Linked DNA regions of Homo sapiens: region 2 is linked to region 1. Evidence: chromatin contacts called from ENCODE Hi-C or POLR2A ChIA-PET data. All regions are on one chromosome and are shown on one strand. Each heading gives the region's core, a stretch centred on a gene start or an enhancer-like site at or near the end of the contact. The rest is flanking DNA. Distances are from core to core; before and after follow the strand shown. Region 1 has its middle 20 kb from the start of LINC01050. Region 2 has its middle 4.4 kb from the start of LINC00428.

The links. Hi-C counts contacts between places; a loop is a spot of excess contacts on that map. ChIA-PET counts read pairs that join two places held with the same protein, here RNA polymerase II (POLR2A). Pooled maps may share reads with other maps.
Region 2: a pooled map shows a loop between it and region 1 (2.1-fold over the local background). The contact joins two enhancer-like sites. A Hi-C loop is called at or near these places in 1 of 50 pooled maps. POLR2A ChIA-PET finds 5 or more read pairs at or near these places in 3 of 52 experiments (H1, OCI-LY7 and RWPE1).

What each region holds. Positions count from the first base shown.
Region 1 is chr13:42,830,530-42,834,022 of GRCh38, forward strand. No RefSeq gene overlaps it. Among named protein-coding and RNA genes, the nearest start is that of LINC01050, 20 kb to the left of the region's middle. Within about 2 kb of position 1,987, at least 3 of the 41 ENCODE cell types and tissues checked have a DNase peak (open chromatin) inside an H3K27ac peak, as active enhancers do.
Region 2 is chr13:42,875,409-42,878,901 of GRCh38, forward strand. No RefSeq gene overlaps it. Among named protein-coding and RNA genes, the nearest start is that of LINC00428, 4.4 kb to the left of the region's middle. Within about 2 kb of position 1,588, at least 5 of the 41 ENCODE cell types and tissues checked have a DNase peak (open chromatin) inside an H3K27ac peak, as active enhancers do.

The DNA.
Region 1 (3,493 bases), core at 737-3,236:
CTGTGCTCTATATTTCCTCACCATTTGAACTGCTTGATTGATTTATTTTCAGTGAGCCCCAATTCATTCCCTTTTTGCATGTAAAAACTTTTAAAAATGGGGTGAAAGTTTCCTCCTACATCTGCTGCTCAGAGGATGATCTAGACCCATGAGGTATGATTTTTAAAGGTGCTACAGAAGGTCTCTGACTGGACTTACTTATCAAAGTATATTAATCTTTTAAAATCCATTCCCTTACTGATATATATTTAAGGGTCCTTTTGTAATTTATATTTTCCCAAGTATAAAATCTGATTTGAGAGTAAAAAGTTTGCTTTTTCAAACTACACTCCCCTTCTCCCTCCCATTCAAGAGTCTGAAACACTCTCTTAAAAGCTATGCCTCCTTTTTTCTCTTCCTAAAAAGTAACCTAGAAACTTAAATAGATTCTAATGTCTCATTACCAACTTAATGTCAGAAATTCCTGACCAATGAGAGCCAAATAATATCTTCATTCGGTAGCAGTTCTGTTGTGCCTATCCCTTTTCTATTGATAATGAATACTCTTTCCATTTCTAGATTTCACAACTTGAGTCTTTTTTAACTTTTCTCCCCCATCATCTATCACATCCAATTTGTATTTAATAATCAGAAACTCAACAAACATTTACTGAGGACTTATGTACCAGGCACAAAACTAGGGGTTAAGAGACACAGTAAATCAGGTATGGTCTTTGCCTTCTAGGTACTTAGAGTCTAGTGGGGAAATAGACATGCAAGCAAACAACATACTCTAAAGCACCACAAAAACACAGAAGAATAGCCACTTTTCCCAAATAACATCTCTTGCACCTGTTCCTTCTGCTACCTCTCTTGTCTAAACCTCTCACTTACAATCTGTTCTCTCACTCATCTCTCCATGTTTAACAGTTTCCCATCCTAATGTACACTATATGATATGGTTTGGCTGTGTCCCCACCCAAATTTCACTTTGAATTGTAATAATCCCCACATGTCAAGGGCAGGGCCAGGTGGAGATAATTAAATCATGGGGCCAGTTTCCCCCATACTGTTCTCATGGTAGTGAATAAGTCTCACGAGATCTGATGGTCTTATAAATGAGAATTCCCCTGCACAAGCTCTCTTTCCTGCCACCATGTAAGACATGACTTTCCTCCTCTTTTGCCTTCAGCCATGATTGTGAGGCCTCCCTAGCCATGTGTAACTGTGAGTCAATTAAACCTCTTTCCTTTATAAATTACCCAGTCTCAGGTATATCTTTATTAGCAGCGTGAGAACAGACTAATACACTATACAAAGCAGCCATGTGAATCTTCCCTAATCAGGAGTTTCCATAATTTAGTCCAATACAAAAAATATTCTTCATTTTTTATTGCAACATTGCAAAGTACAACTTTCTTTGCCTTAGTGTCAAGGCCAGGACATAGTATACTCTCAATAAATAACTGATGAATAAATGAATCTGAACTGAGCCTCCCTATTCAAACTTATATTTTACAATCGTATGGCTCTAAACATACTACTTTATACACATGGATGTAAGTCCTGTCCCAAGGATGCATCAGCACATTTTTGTCTGTGCCTCTTGCTAGTGCCACATTTCCTGTGTCTCTGGGAAGCCCTCCTAGCCGCCTCCCCACTGCCATCATTCTAAAGCTGAGTCTTGGCCCACCTTTTCAATAGACTCTTCTCCAAACACCACTCTCTTTCAAATGTCTTTAAAACTCCTTGTCTGCACCACTCATTTGCTACCTTAGAATATGCTACTGGAAATTGTTATCTTCTGATAAATGTGGCCTGTCTTTCCAAATAGGATCCCCATAATTTATCAGCGTCTTTGAAACTGGAAACTACAGTTGTTAGCTCTTATATCATAACTACTTAGAGTACTGAAACAAAACATTTGGAGGAAAAAGCAACATTTATTCCCCGTAGGTATGAATGACACATTCCCATGTCTAACCCCACTGCAGGCTGAACAAGGACCTGACAGGAAACCACAAGGCAGCAGCCCTTGCTAAGCATGACAATGAATCAGAAACCTATCGACATCCTCTTTCCCATCAACAGGACAGAATTACAAATCTATTTCCAGGGACAGCTCCATCAAACCCACCATCTGTCAATGGGTATTTCATAATTTATTTGGTTTGATTACTAAAGATTCAGGCATTTTTAAAATTAGGAAGTGGGAGAAAAGGATTAGGAGGTCTTCCTGGACTCTTTGTGCTATATTAAAGTATCCTCCTGATATAACGCCGCGGCCTTCAGGCTTTGGAGAAGAGTCAAGTAGCAAATATCCATGTTTTGATCCCGTTCCACAACATCATCCATTCCACTCCAAAGTTCAAGAGCCAAAGGGGTTATAGAAACAATCTGTTTAACTTATGACTCAAAGCAACCGAGACAGGCCAGATCTACAGGCTAGTTGAGTTTTTTCCAAAGCCACTACCCACAAAGATGAGAAGTCCTTCCTGGACTTCCCAGTGATGGTCCAAGCCCTCCCCACCCCCACTTCATGACGCAACACTCTTGGGGATATTCTGTCACGCCACTTATCACAGTGTATTTAAACTTTGTGTGCCTCTTTACTCCAAATGGAATATAATGTCCTCAAGATTAGGGCTTCTGTATCCTTATAACTTCAGTCCTCAGAAGAGTATCCAGCAAAGAGTATACCTGTAATGTTTATGGTGAACAAAACCTGACAGCTTATTGTGATTTTCAACATTAGATTATCCTAACACCATTTCAGAAAATGTAGGCTGTATGCTCTACTTCGCCATGGATGCATACTGCAGTTACATTCATCTCGACAGATTTTCAAAGATTTTTTCAACAACTATTTGCATAACATATTAACATTAATGAGGCATTTTCACATATGTTATGGAATTAATCCTCACAATACCTGTAAGGAAGGTATTATTATTCCCAACTTACAGGTAAGGTAACTGAGGCTAGGAGAGATCAGATGTGGTAGGCAGAATAATAGCCTTCCAGATATATCAGGTCCTAAGCACTAGAACCTGTAAATGTTACTTTATCAGGAAAAGGGTCTTTGCAGATGTGATTAAGTTACGGATCTTGAGATAAGAGATCATTCTGGATTATCTGTTGGGGCCTAAGTGTATTCTTATAAGAGGAAAGTAGAGGGAGAGTTTATACATACACACACACACACAAAGGCATGGCGGCAAACGTTGGCATGGTGCAGCCACAAACATGATCTCTTCCAGAGCTTCCAGGGGAGCACAGCTCTGCTGACATCTCAATTTTGGCCCAGTGGAATCGATTTTGGGACTTCCAGCCTCCAAAACTGTGGAGGAATAAATTTCTGTTGTTTTAAGCCACAAAGTTTGCAGTAATTTGTTACAACAGCCACAGAAAACTAACACAATAAATATAAATGGTCAGCTAGGAAGTAGATGGCATGGCTAACTCCTTCCTATTTCCTCCTTAACATTGAACGTATGTTTGTGTGACATGCCCA
Region 2 (3,493 bases), core at 338-2,837, 44 kb after region 1:
GGATTTTTAGCACTTCATTTCACTCTTAAAAGTGTCCTGATTTGAAAGATGAATTCTATGGTATCAGCTTAAAAATCACAAATTTAGAAAGGAGACTTTGTTTGCTATAAAGACTCGCAGCCTACAATGTGGCCATTCTGACAGGCTGAGAAGTGTAGCTTCTGTGAGAAGCCTCTGTCAGCGGGTACTTCGAGGGAGGGAAGGATGAGACATACGTTTTGTTGAACAGGTTGGCCAAATATATGTATATATTCAACAGGTTACGGGAGGAGCTATGCAGTCTTTCGTCCAGATATTCATGAAGGGGGAACATGGCATGCATACTGAATAAACATGCATGTTACATGCATCTCATGCTTCCCTTAGGTGGAGACTTAACATTGAAATATATTACAAGTAAGCCCTATATGTCAAAAGGTGAAGCAGGGAAAGGAAGGCACTCAAATGCACAGCATCTGTAACTCGGCTGGAACTAGTCGATCTGTGGGTGGTCTCTTAGCAGGAGAAAAATACTGAAACCAGTCTTTTATTCAATCAAAGCTGTAGTTCTGGCTTGTGGAGCAGGGGGCCTCAGTTAGTCAGCTCTGCTGGTGGATGAGCTGCAATTGTTTAATATTGCTTATCTCAAGGCCAGCGCGTGTTTAGCTGCTAGAGAAAAAGAAAAACCTTGTGGCAGTTGGAACACAGTTTCTTCTTTAACTGTAGGAGTCCATGACTTAACATGGCCTTCGGTCCTGTTTATAATGTGGTATCTCATTGTGAACAAAGAGTCTGTTCTGACAGTCTCGTGATCTCTATTTCAACATTAATGCTGGTCAGATGTTGTGTCTAAACCACAAAAGGGAGGGAAGATAAAGAGGTGCATCTGACCTCTCGTCCTGTGATGGCCAGAAACTCAGTTTTTAAAAGGTTTCTCTGGGGTCCTCTTGGCCAAGAGGCAGCCTGTTCAGTTGACTGGGGAGCTAAGGACTTTAGTTTCAGTTCTCAATAATCATCCTAGTTACACAGTCATCAGACTCACCACACCCCAAAGAAAATGAATGTTCTGTGGTTCCCCTTTCTAGGGTCTCATAGGATCAAAGTTTCCCCAGGTTGAAAGGGCTCTCAAAGAAAAGGTATGTTAATTCTCTTGAAGTTTTCAAATTTCAGTGTACCTAGGGATTTCCTTGAGAGCCTGTTATGCAAATTCCTGGTCCCTGGTAACAAGATTTGTGATGTAAGTCAAGGATGGGGCCCAGGAGTCTGTATTTTTTCCAAGACCTCACCCTCTCCCCAAGGGATTTCTTTAGAGATGTACCTGGTCAATTCTGAAATCAACTTCTAAAAGCTTTTCTTGGCATAGAGTAGAAATCTATATCCCTAAAGTACCACCCACTAGTTCTAACAATCACATAGAAAAAAAAGAATGGATTTCTCTTCCTATGATAGACCTTTAAGTATGGGAGATGCCTGTCATCATTTCCAGAGTTCTATTTTATTCAGCCTAACTACTTCGGTCTCTTCTCCAACTCTTCTTCAATACACAACACACACACACACAAACTCCTACAAGGTTACCGAGAATAAAACGTATGCCAACAAGTACAGATTAGGGTGCTATGACTCAGGAACAATGTGTGTGAAAAAGTTTAAAGATTTTAGCTGATAGTAAACTCAATATGTGTCAACAGTATGAATCATTACAAGAGAGTAGGAGAAAGGAGCAGGAGAAGAGAGAAAAAGGAAGAACAAGAAAAAAAATCTCTGCCTCTGGTTGTTGATGGTATCAAATGAGATGCTGATTATGCAGACTTCCCCTAATGTACTCTGCTGTCATGTATATTTCTTTGATCAAATATCTTCCACTTCCTAGAATACCAGCTCCACTCCTCCCCTAAAGCAATGAGCTATTTTCAAAACCATTCATCTTTCAAGATTCAGCTCAAACATCAAGTCCTCAACTGCCCCAGGATAACTTACCTCTCTCTCCTTTAAACTCCCACTGTTCTTTACACAGCTCATCACACTCGATTGTTTACACATGGCTTACTGCACTTACCACCCCCCCCCCGCCCCGCCTTCTAATGTGCTGCCTGCATGATTTCCTTAGATATTATTCTTACTGTTCAGTGTCTATCTGTCCTAGAATATGAGCTCATGAGGGCAGCTTCTGTCTTATTTAATGCTATATCTCTGGTGCCTGGAAGAGTGCCTGGCACATAGTGAGCACTCCTGGGAAAATATAATTAAAAACGAAATGTCCTCCTAACCCAGAAAAGCTTTCTACAAAGGTAAAAGGAAAACTATTTTATTATTAAATAAGCATTAAACCAGAAAGTGATGCACATTACAGGCAATCTGCTAAAGAAATGGCAAAGACCAGAAAGAACTCTCACTCTTTTATAGCTAAGGGGATACAACCCATTACCATTAGTTAGGCTTTGCAATTTGGAGTCAGACAACAACTGAAGTTACACCCCTCTCCTCTTAGGAAACCGGAAGCTAAAGCCTTAGCTTCCTTGATGATTACATCAAGGAAGAGAGGACGTCCAGGTCCTTGAAGAAACACTCCAGATTGTGAGGTAGCCCAGAGGCTTATTTAGCCACTAAAAAGATTCACATACATAGAAAAGGACAGGGAAAACTTTTTTTTTTTTTTTTTTTGAGACAGTCTCGCTCTGCCGCCCAGGCTGGAGGTGCAGTGGTGCAATCGCCGGCTCACTGTAAGTTCCGCCTCCTGGGTTCACGCCATTCTCCTGCCTCAGCCTCCCCAGTAGCTGGGACTACAGGCGCCCACCACCACTCCCAGCTAATTTTTTTTATTTTTTAGTAGAGATGGGGTTTCACCATGTTAGCCAGGATGGTCTCGATCTCCTGACCTCGTGATCCGCCGGCCTTGGCCTCCCAAAGTGCTGGGATTACAGGCGTGAGCCACCGCGCCCGGCCAGGGAAAACATTCTGAAAGAGAAAAAAGGAGTGGAGAAATTTCTTCCCTTATTTTCGACAGGAAGATTTAAGCTCCTCATCTTACATTTTTACTTGCTCTTTCTGCACTTAATCACCACATGTTGAAAAAGTAAAAACTAAAAGATGGTTTTCCCTGTAATTAACTATAAACACCTAAGGGCAAGAGCTATGTGTTATTTTCCTACACAACACCAATATAGTGTGCACTCAACAAATGTTTGTGGAAAGAGGAAGGAAGGAAGGAAAAGAAAGAGAAACAGGAAAGAGAGAAGGAGAAAGAGAGGAAGGAAGGAAGGAAAAAAAGAAAAGGAGAAAGATGATTTTGACAACTGTAAAACAATCTCCACATTAAGGACTAAGCATTAAGGGAAGAGAATCAAATAACAGACAGATAAGCTGGGCCTATCATAATAGTTATTGACTCTTCATAAACCATCTCTACATGTACATTTAGTTATGCATTGGGTAATGGTTAAAATAGATACCTAGGGTGCTTTCCAAAACTGGATTCTACAGTTCCTAGGTCACGGACTTGGCTTGTCTCCAG